Regions from separate parts of the Homo sapiens genome. Here region 1 is linked to region 2. A link is a contact called in ENCODE POLR2A ChIA-PET data. All regions are on one chromosome and are shown on one strand. The core of a region is the stretch at or near the end of the contact, and the rest is flanking DNA. Distances in the headings are between cores, read along the strand shown. Region 1 overlaps ZBTB7C (zinc finger and BTB domain containing 7C). Region 2 overlaps ZBTB7C (zinc finger and BTB domain containing 7C).

The links. ChIA-PET counts read pairs that join two places held with the same protein, here RNA polymerase II (POLR2A).
Region 1: POLR2A ChIA-PET joins it to region 2 with 11 read pairs in A673. The contact joins two enhancer-like sites. POLR2A ChIA-PET finds 5 or more read pairs at or near these places in 2 of 52 experiments (A673 and activated CD4-positive, alpha-beta memory T cell).

Annotation. Positions count from the first base shown.
Region 1 is chr18:48,071,919-48,076,912 of GRCh38, reverse strand. The region is part of intron 3 of ZBTB7C (zinc finger and BTB domain containing 7C); the gene reads left to right. Among named protein-coding and RNA genes, the nearest start is that of ZBTB7C-AS1, 88 kb to the left of the region's middle. Within about 2 kb of position 3,479, at least 9 of the 41 ENCODE cell types and tissues checked have a DNase peak (open chromatin) inside an H3K27ac peak, as active enhancers do.
Region 2 is chr18:48,353,156-48,358,663 of GRCh38, reverse strand. All of the region lies in intron 1 of ZBTB7C (zinc finger and BTB domain containing 7C), which reads left to right. It overlaps LOC124904352 (a long non-coding RNA gene), which reads right to left. Exons shown (of 3, transcript XR_007066457.1): 3 at 3,210-5,508. Among named protein-coding and RNA genes, the nearest start is that of ZBTB7C, 53 kb to the left of the region's middle. Within about 2 kb of position 1,628, at least 4 of the 41 ENCODE cell types and tissues checked have a DNase peak (open chromatin) inside an H3K27ac peak, as active enhancers do.

The DNA of each region.
Region 1 (4,994 bases), core at 2,230-4,729, 280 kb after region 2:
TCCTTGATTGAATTCGATTTGTTGGAAAAGGGATCATGGTTCGGGCTTTGGGCAGGGCATAATGACTACATTCTCCTGCAATCCCATGGGTTCTCAGCAGAGCAGTGCATTTTGGGACCCCTGGCTCCAACATGCAAGTCTAGAAGGTTCCCTGTGGAGCCCTCATAATAGCTGTCCCAAGGTCTCCGTGGGTCAAGAGGACAAAGCCCATCAGCAACTTGAACTAGGCTCCTGCCAAGCCCAGAGCCCCTCACCCTGCTCCCTGCCCATGGGGTTCTTGCATCTTCTCTGCTTTGGAAATTAGTCGTGTGGGCAACCACTCACCCACAATCTCAGTGGCTGGCAAGGTGCTTGGAAAGCAGGGAATATTTGGGGTCAGTGTCCTGGATATTTAAAAATTGCTTTTCTATTTGGGACCAGTGTCCTAGATATAGCCTGGATATAGAACTGCCAGTGGCCCTTTGCCCATTGGAAACCCCCCACCTCCCTCCCCTTACCCTCCTCTAGGCACCCAGCACTTTCCATTTTTCTTTTCTAGGTCCTTACCACATTAAACCTTGTGGTTATTTATAAAGAACCTGTTGCAACTACAAGAGTGTCAATTCCTTCCTTCACTCGTTGAGTCTCACTCTCCTCATAAATAAAATTAGAGACTGATTAGCTGCCTCCTAGCATTGCTGTGAAAACTAAAGTCAGGTCACAGGAGTAAAGTGCCTCACAAGCCACTAGGAACATAGAAGCGGCTCATTTAGTGGGGACCCATTATCCCTCTGCCTTGGGGACAAGAAACATGTTTATTTTTCATTCTTGCAGCACCTTGCCCAGAGCCCGACTCATAGAAGGCCTTCATTTGGTAGGCATTTGCTGAATTTGCCTGAGCAGGCGCTGGGGAGGAACAAGTTAAGGGAGGGTGGAGTGAGGGAACAAACATTTCTTTGGCACCCGGTACTACATGCCAAGAGGCGCTCTCTTAGGTGCACAAAGATGGATTATATGTTCAGCCCGAGAGCAGAGCTGGGAACTCCTAGGAGAGCGGATTTGGGAGGATGGGGCATCTTCAACTGGTGTTTCTGATTTCTGGACGTGCTGGGAGATTAGCGGACAGAGCAGGTGGGGCCTCTGAAGGCTCTTCTGTTTAACCTGAACATCCTCCCTTTCAACTGCAGGGAGGATGACGCTGACCTGTGTCGTGTCATTTCTACCTTTCTACCTGGGGAAAGGTAGAAAGGAGTCACCTGCCCCTCCTCCACCCAGAAACAGGCCTGAGAGCTCTTGCTCTCCCTGCAGCTGCAGGGGAAGCCTCCAGATGCCATCCTGGGAGTGGGGAGGCAGGAGGAGGAATCAATCAACCCAAAACTGTGCAATCGCTAAGCCGATGATCTCAGCCAAGCCCACGGTGAGGGAAGAAGGGCTGCTCTGTGTTTCCTGGAACTCCAGGCATCAAACAGATCCTGTGGAGGTTCTAGCATGTTCTTCCTCTCTGGGCTGGCTGTTCCCATTTCCATCTGGCTTCTCCTTATTGGGCACTGGGCTTGAAGCCCTTTGTCGCATCACCAGCCTCTTTGGATAAGAATGAGCAGATCTGCAGCTAAGACTGGAGAGCTTGTGTCCTTTCTCTCCCATAGAACAGTAAGGGCATTTGGGAGGGGAGAAATGACCAAGTGGAGGCCAGTATGCCTTGAGGAGCTGTTTGGCAGTGCCATCTACCCAGCACATTGATGAAGCTCAAATGCGTCCTCTTCATGCTAATGCCTGTAGCACTGTGGGTGGGGGAGGCAGAGTTGAGAAAACACATGGAAGTCTGTATCCTGGGGAAATTGCCAAACGCCTCTTTTCTCTCCTTGTACCTTGTGCCACCTCCCTCTTCTCTGCGCACTTTGATAGATGACCTATTTTGATGCTGGCAAAGATGTGAGTTCAATTAACTAGAGGAGTCAAAGGATCAAGGGAAATTTGAGAATTAAAAAACAAAAGGTGCCAGTATGTTAATAAGTGTGTGACCCATCACAAAAACATCACTGAATGGAGAGGACCTGGACAGCAGGAGAGCTGGGTGTCCGTTCCTTTAAGCCAAGCGTCCTTGATCCTGCCATTTTTCCTCTGTGTTTGCCAGGCTGGAACCGTCCAGCTAAAAACTGCTTTGATTCTGTTTTCTCTGCTCGGCCATAGAGAGCACCTTTGAGAAGAGGCCCTTACTTTTCTCTTCATCCTGTCACTGGAGAGTTTGTAGGGGCTGGAAACACCAGATTACTCTGTTCCAGAGTGCTGTCTGCAATTGGTCTGAGGGTATCATGAAAGCCTTCCTCTCCATACAAGAAAGGTGCAAGGAAGCAGCCTCAGCACACAGCTGCCCACACAGGGCTGTGCGGTTCTGAGCTGCTGGGCTCTCTCTGATGGTTCCCTTGGTGCCCAGTGGTGCTCATCCATTCCTATGACAGTCGTCTGCTGAGCACCTACTGTGTACCAGGCCAGAGGGCCATGGAGACAGAGGAGGTCCCTGCTTCTCATGTGCAAGGGGCTGTGTTATATGAAGGAAAAAGCGATATCTCAGGAATGACTGCCCCCCAGATGGAGGGTGACCTTAGAAAAGGTCATAATGGGCCGGGCGTGGTGGCTCACATCTGTAATCCCAGCACTTTGGGAGGCCGAGGCAGGCAGATCACCTGAGATCAGGAGTTCAAGACCAGCCTGACCAATATGGTGAAACCCCGTCTCTACTAAAAATGGAAAAATTAGCTAGGCGTGGTGGCATGCGTCTGTAATCCCAGCTACTCAGGAGGCTGAGACAGGAGAATTGCTTGAACCTGGGAAGTGGAGGTTGCAGTGAGCTGAGATTGTGCCACTGCACTCCAGCCTGGGTGACAGAACGAGACTCCGTCTGAAAAAAAAAAAAAAAAAGAAATTTTTCTTTTCGAGAAAGTCATAATGAGGACTGAATACCCACTGCAGGCCTGGCTGGGGCCTGAGGGGCAGGGACAGGGCCTTTGCCCTGAGAAGCTAATATTTCTTTGGGGGTCTACAGGAGACAAATCAGAGTGAGGAGAGAAAAGGGAGAACTGAGGAGAGAGGATAGGGCTTTGTGCAGAAACTCGGGGAGCAAGGGCTGAAACGTCCACCCCAGGCCTCTCCTGCCAGCTGCCAGCCACAGGACAGCCTGGCCCTTAAAGAGAGGGGTTGGGGAGCCAGGGCGGAGGCCAGCCGGCCAGCCACAGCCAGACTCAGCCCTGGAAATAAGGTCTTCTTGGGTGGGGGGAGAGGGAGGGCAGGGGAAGGAGAGAAAGAGGCTGAGGGAGGAGCAGAGCCTTCTCCCTGTTCAAACTCAGGGCCTGTTTTAATCCTTTGGCCCAGAAGAGCAGCCACTGGGAGCCTGTCCGTACCTGCCCGCACCCCTGCGCCTGTCCCAGCCCCGGGGACTCTTCTGTTTGCATTGTTTCCTGCACCCCACACCCAAGCCCACAAATAAAGACGGCCACCCCTGCCCACCACCTCCCGCCCTCCCCGCCAGGGTGACTCAGGCTGGGCGCCTGGTGGCAGCGGCTCTGCTCGCCTGGCCCTGCTCCGCTGCCTACATCTGTTCCTGATTTGCTGAGCCTAGCCAGTAGCCCTTTATGTCTCTGTGACCTAAATGAGGGTGGGGTTTCTTTCCCCTAGACTTAAAAAAATAATCTGCACACCCCCTGTGGTGTGCAGATTATTATAGTGTCTGCTTGCTTAGAGGGGACAAGAAAGAAAGCGAAGTCGGACAAGTCCAGTTTAATTGCGACGTGCAGCTGCCCAAGGTCTCCTCTCCACTCTGGCCAGTTCTGAGCCAAACCAGTTTTCCATGGCCAAACTGGGCCTGGTTTCCACATTGGTTCCTGTCAGGAAGTTCCTCCGCCCAGCATGTGCTGTTAAATAGGATCCCGTTCATTCCTTTTCCTCTTATAAACTTCCCTTTCAGGTCATCCTAAGGGAGAGTGGGGCTGTGGCCTGGAGGGGGAAGGGAACTCCAGGCTGCACTCCCAAAAGGGAAGTGGCTCTGTCGGGAAGGCCAGCAAGGGGCTGGCCAGGGTCAAACATCTGGGGTCCCAGCCCAAGGATGAAGCGGAGAGCGGCTGCCTTCTCCCCAGCAGTGCCGGCTGCCTCCTTCATCACAGGCGGCTCTTAATGCTACCTTTCCTCGGTTCCCCACAGGGAGGTGGGATTGGAGGAGCAATGGGAAAAGCATCCCATCCTAAAAATATCTCCCACCTTCTCCCCTCCTAAAAATATCTCTGCCACAAACTTCCCACAGAGTGTGAAACTCTACCTTCCCTATTTCAGTCTTTGCTTGTTTGCTTGTTGCAAGCGCCCCGGGGAGACACTGTGAAGCTTGGCCTCCTGCCCCTGTGTCTGTCTGTTGAGTCGCAGGAAGCTGGCGGCCCTCCTTCAGGAGTGGGACATGGGAAGGAGGCTGCAGATCGACCTGGGAAAGGTGAGCTGGGGTTGGCGCCTGAGGCCAACCTGGCCAATGGATGCAGCCACCCAGGGAGAAGGGGGAAAGGGTGAGAGATCGGAGGAGTCTCCTGGCCCTGAGCGCCAGGCTTCATATACATTATCTCATTTAACCCTTGACTCCCTTTTGTAGCATGGGTATTTTTATCCCCGTTTGGGGTCTTCTTACCCCATTTTACAGACGACAGACTTGAAATTCAGAGAAGTAGAGTGTCAACTCACTTTCACACAGCTAGAAATCATGGCTGTCGGGTTCCAGTGGTCAAATGCTTTCCTCATATCCCATGCAGCCTTCATTCATTCATTCATTCATGCTTCATTCATACATTCACTTGTGGTAAAATTATACGTAAAGTAAGATTCATCATTTAGGTATATAATTCAGTAACAGTAAGTGTATTCACAGTGTAATGCAAACATCACCACTAGCCATCTCCAGAACTTCTTTAGCATCCCAAATGAAACTCTGTCCCCATTAAACACTAACTCGCCACACCTCCATCCCCTGATTCCAGGTACTT
Region 2 (5,508 bases), core at 379-2,878:
GCATGGCCCAGCCTATCCTGACTGGCACAGAAATCAATTCCATGCCTGCAAGAGTTGTGCTGCTGTGTTAGGCCGTTTTTGCGTTGCTATAAAGAAATACCTGAGGCTGGGTAATTAATAAAGAAAAGAGGGTTTGATTGACTCACAGTTCTGCCAACTGTACAAGCCTGGCTCCAGCATCTGCTTCTGGTGAGGCCTCAGGAAGCTTCCAATCATGGTGGAAAGCAAAGGGAGAGCAGGCAGTGTCACAGGGTGAGAGTGGGAGCAAGAGAGACAGGGCAGAGGTGTCACATACTTTTTCTTTATTTTTTTGAAGTGGAGTCTCGTTCAGTCACCCAGGCTGGAGTGCAGTGGCATGATCTCAGCCCATTGCAACCTCCACCTCCCAGGTTCAAGCAATTCTCCTGCCTCAGCCACCCAAGTAGCTGGGATTACAGGTGCCCGCCACCATGTCTGGCTAATTTTTGTATTTTTAGTGGAGACGGGGTTTCACCATTGTTGGCCAGGCTGTTCTCGAACTCCTGACCTCAACTGATCCACCCGCCTCGGCCTCCCAAAATGTTGGGATTACAGGTTTGAGCTACTGCATCCGGTCCCTACCACACACTTTTAAACAACCAGATCTCACATGAACTCAGAGCAATAACTCACTTATCACCAAGGGGATGGCACTAAGCCATTCATGCGGGATCTGCCCTTGTGATCCAAGCACTCTCACCAGCCCTCACCTCCAACGCTGGGGATTACATGTCAACATGAGATTTGGAGGGGACAAGCATCCAAACTTTATCCGCTGTGTAACAAAAACTTCTACTCTGTGCCGTTAGTTTAGGCTAAATTTGGAGATGAAAAAGCTGGATTGAGGAGAAGAATTAGTGGACATGTCCTATGAGCATGAAATCCACTTTTGTTGTCTCAGGCCACTGAAATTTTGGGGTGTTTGTTATTACCAGTCTACATGACTGGCTGGAGGAGGTGGGAGGCCCTGGTCAGGGTTGGGTGGGGCAAAGTTCAAATACTAGTGAGACCTTCCAGGAGTTCCCCAAAGCTCCTCACCTTGGCAGTCACCGACTGTGCTGCTGGGGAAAGGCAAATTGAGGAGTCCTACACTGCCCGGGGCACCTGGGGAGAATTCCTGGGCCCTCCAGCACCTAAACGACGCTGAGCGCTGAGCAGGCTTGTTTACTCCTCGGAGCTCTTCTTTGTCTCTGTTTCATTGTCACCTTTCCTATGTGTCAGGGAAGGGCTCCTGGGAGGGAGAGGTGAGGAAGTGTGAGCTCTGCGTCCCAGTTCCCAGCTGTGTTTCTCCCGGGCCTGGCTGAGCAAAATCAACAAGAAGGTGCAGTTTGTCTTTGTGGCATTCCTCCCTCCCCCTTCCCAGCCTCCAACAGGAGCACTGGCTTCTTGCTCTAACTTCCTCCTCCTGGCCACCCCCGACCTATTCTGCAGGTGGCCGTCTGCCTCCCATCAGAATCTATATGTTCTCTCACCCCTCTGGGACAGACCTTCCGGTGTGTTTCAAGGTGACAATCTGGTGATCTCATAGATTAATCTTAGCACATATGCTCATGGAGAATGCAGGCTGCCTCAGGGGATGGTTCATTCCTTCCCTGTGCCCTGAACTGAGCACAGTACTGTGGGAGGAGTCCTGTCTCAGGCCTGGTCCTGTCTCTAGTCCCTTCCAGTTCAGTGGGGGAGAAAGCAGGGCCACATAGGGCAGTGTTTAGAAGTTTAGTGTAGGATTATGTGTGTTAGGAACTGTGAGGGGGACCCAGGTGGTGGGTGCTGTGGGGGCTGAGAGGGTGGAGAGAATGCTCTGTGGCCTGGGATGGTCAGGGAATGCCAGTCACTCACTGCTTTGGGCCTCAGTTCCCTCATCTGTTAGATAATGCACGTCGGCCCATTGATCATTTCTTGAATTGTCCGATAAGAATGGCAGGGAGACTTGATCAACATCTGGATCCCCAGGTACTCCTAGCAATTCTGATTCTGTAAGTCCAGAGTGGCGCTGGGATCTGGCTCTTTATATCTGGTCTGACCTCCCTTCCTTACTCACTTCTGCCCTAGGAGATGGGATGCCAGGGGCTTTAGCCTGGGCAGACTGTGAAAAGGTGTGGGGACCTGGAGGAGGGCCTTCCTGTTGCCAAGTTCCTGAACACTGCCCTGCTTTGTGTTGGAAAAGCCCGTAGCACAGTTGGGGTGAATTGCTTGGTTGGGAGACAGGGACACTGTTAAACTCTACTTGGTTGCTGAATAATGTAACCACCCAGCTAGCAGGGCCCAGGGAAGGCTTGTTGAACAGGAGAGCCCTTTGGAGGAGCGCTGAAGCATCCTGGCTGCTCTGCGCTGTTGGCTGGCAACCTTGGCATGATAGCACTTCAGGCTGCATGGAGGCTTTCTGAGCGAGTTCACTTGGAGATGCCTGAGAAATACCTGGGGATGGGGTCTCTGTAACAGTCCGACAAGATGATGCCTGCCCCTTCCCTAGCTGGAAAACCCTGTTGAATAAACCCAGAAAGGATGTTGAGGATCCTATAACTCAGTGGGTCTCAAGCCTCATGCGCATCGGAGTTGCCTGGTGGGCTTGCCAAAACAGGTGCTGGGCCCCACCACCAGAGCATCTGATTCAAGACTTCTGGGGTGGGGCCCCAGAATGTGCATTTCTAGCAAGTTGCCTGTTGCTGCTGTGGATGCTGGCCCAGGAAAAGTTCACAGTAGAAAGCCAACGTGAACTTCTCAGCCCGCTCACCTGGGGTGTGAGGTCTTAGGACTCAGTCACTGCCCTCAGGGCATTTGTGCTCTGATTGGGGACCTACCCCCACCCACTCAGATCAAGAGAATGTGAAGCAGGGAGTGTCCAGTGCCTGAAGTGAGCTGCAGGTTCTAGGCAACAAAGAAATTGAGAAGAGGAAGGTTGCAGGGGTGCACGGGAGACTTCCTGAAGTGGAGGCTATGGATGAGGCAGCACATGGATTGCCATGCTGTGCACTGCACACACACAGCCTGGCATGAGCACGGCACCCACTGGAGTTGTGCAGTGCAGTGGTGCTGGTAAAGGAGCATGCTCAGGCCTGGGCTAGTGTGCAGGCTGGGAAGCCCCGAGCAGGTCTGCAGGATAGTGCGGAAGCGAATGGCTAAGTGGGGTTCCTAGGAGGGGCAGGAAGGAGAGCAGGCTTTATGGGAGCCAGAACGTGGAAGGTCTGGAGTGCTCGGGTGAGGAGTTCAGACTTTATTCCGTGGCGAACTGGGAACAAATCAACAGCAGTTTGGCTCCGCTAAGCAGACATCTGGAAATTGACTCTTTTAAATTTTGAAAAACAGATTTCCAGTAGTAGCTCATGGCTGGTCCGTGTGACATTGTTGTATCTCAGAGATCTCTCTGTTCCCCCATTACTGCCCTCCAGCCTCACTGGATTTCTTCCCCCACAGTCCTTGAAATTTCACAATGAAAGATTATTTCCTTTTGTTCAAAATACCGCCCTCTCCAAGAGGCTCATGTTATAAACCAGAGATGCCCAAGAAGGAAAGTAACTAACCTGAATGCACTGTGCTAGCTCACTGCAGGGGGGATTGGCATGGCTCTCTTCTCCAGGGCCCAGTAGGCTTTGATGAAGCTGCAGGCAGAGCAGGGAAGGGATGTCTGGCAGAGGTGGAGTACCACCATGTAGGGTCAGAGAGGAAGCAGGAAGTCAGAGTTGGTTCAGGGAAAGCCCTCCTCTGAGGTTTGGGCAACAAGAATGTTCTAGGGTGGTGTGAGGCCAGGAGGCCTGGAGCTGAGGGGCGTAGGAGGGCATTGGCGTGCTTGGTGGACTCCCAATGGCACAGCTCCGTTTATTCAGTCCCCTCTGTCTCCCTTCCTCTGCTGCAGATGTTGACTCAAGTATACCAGTGTGCTTGGACCAGCCCTGACACACCAGCCCTTTCCTCCCTGCCTAACTGGCTGCAGGGACTGGAATTGCTGTTGGATTTGCTGCCAGGAAGCAAGAAATATCCATGTCTCTCAAGTCAAGTTCCTGAGTCTAGTAGATGGATATGTTCTGAAAACCACATGAATAGAGAAGCTCTATTCATGTGGTATAAAGCTGGGATGTTACCTTGATGCCCCTTAAGGCATATTTGGGGATGGTGATGTGAAAAGTACATCTGGGGTGTGTCCTTTTACCAGGTGATTAATTACCTCCCTATTTTCCTGTTTCCAAGTCAAGTTTGTCCATATTGGATGGTCTGTGAGAACGATGTTCGTGCACGTAAAGACTCCAACAGGAGACTATTGTGAGCAAATTCCTTAATTGTGTTGATGTTGAGATTGATAAGGTCAGCCTAAGAAACCTATTTGTAAAGCTGGACACAGTGGTGTGCACCTGTCATCCCAGCTACTCTGGAGGCTGAGGCAGTAGGGTCCCTTGAGCCCAGGAGTTTGAGGCCAGCCTGGGCAACATAGTGAGACCCCATCTCTTAAACAAACAAACAAACAAAAACCACAAAACGACAAAAACCTGTTTGTTCAGGCCTCAAAGAAAGATGGAGTTTTGTGTGCAGATGTGAATTACAGGTGTATTCCCAAGCAGTGGCACCTGCAAAGGATGCTTTCGTTGAATGAGGATCTGAGAAACTGGAGGCCGATTTCTGCTACCAATTGAGTGTATTTTGTTCCACATAATTCATTGAAGTAAGGAAAATATGGCAACCTAAGGAGGTGATTTAGAGTAGAGGTAAAGTCTCTATCTCCCTCTCCTTCCCACCCTGCTGCAATGGAAAATGCAGGATGGCCCTTTGGACCCCCCTCCTGGGCCTCAGTCTTGGTGCTACCACTTCCACGCTGTGTGAGGATGGTGGGCAGCTCCTGCAGCCTTTCAGCTCCTCATCTGTGTGAGTATCAACCACGAGGTTATCATGAGAAACGTGTGGAGTGCCTGGAACCTAGCGTGTGCCATTGCAACCAGGCCAGCCCCATCCGGCTTTTCATGCTGTCACAAAGGATTGCCCCCGCCACCCCCAGAAAGGCCCTGAGAACCTTTTTCTGGAAATGCTTAGATCAGGGTCATTAAGAGGTTTTAACATCAGATGGGATTGGAGAATACTGGGGGACAGGGACTCTTCCTTAGCCCCACAATGGATAAGAGGCTGAGCCCAGGCTGCAGCCTGGTTTCTTGTCCTCAGATAAAAACTCTGACCACAAACTCCCCCAAACAGTGCCATGACAAGGAGACCAGGGAAGCTCATTTGTCAATCAGCAAATCCACGGATGGATTGAAGAAGGAGGAGGAATCAACAAATCCATAGAAAGACTGAAGAATAAGGAGGGTTTTCTGTACAGCCAGAGCTTGTGATTTTAGACAATGGAGGGTACATCTTGGTGTGGTAAATAGAATACTCTATTTGCAGCAGAAGACCTGGACATAGCTGTCACCTCAGCCCCTTGTTATTGGTGTGATTCTGGGCTGGAACTATCTGTTCCTCAGTTTTCACATCTGTAAATTGAGTATACATATCCATACCTATCTCCCA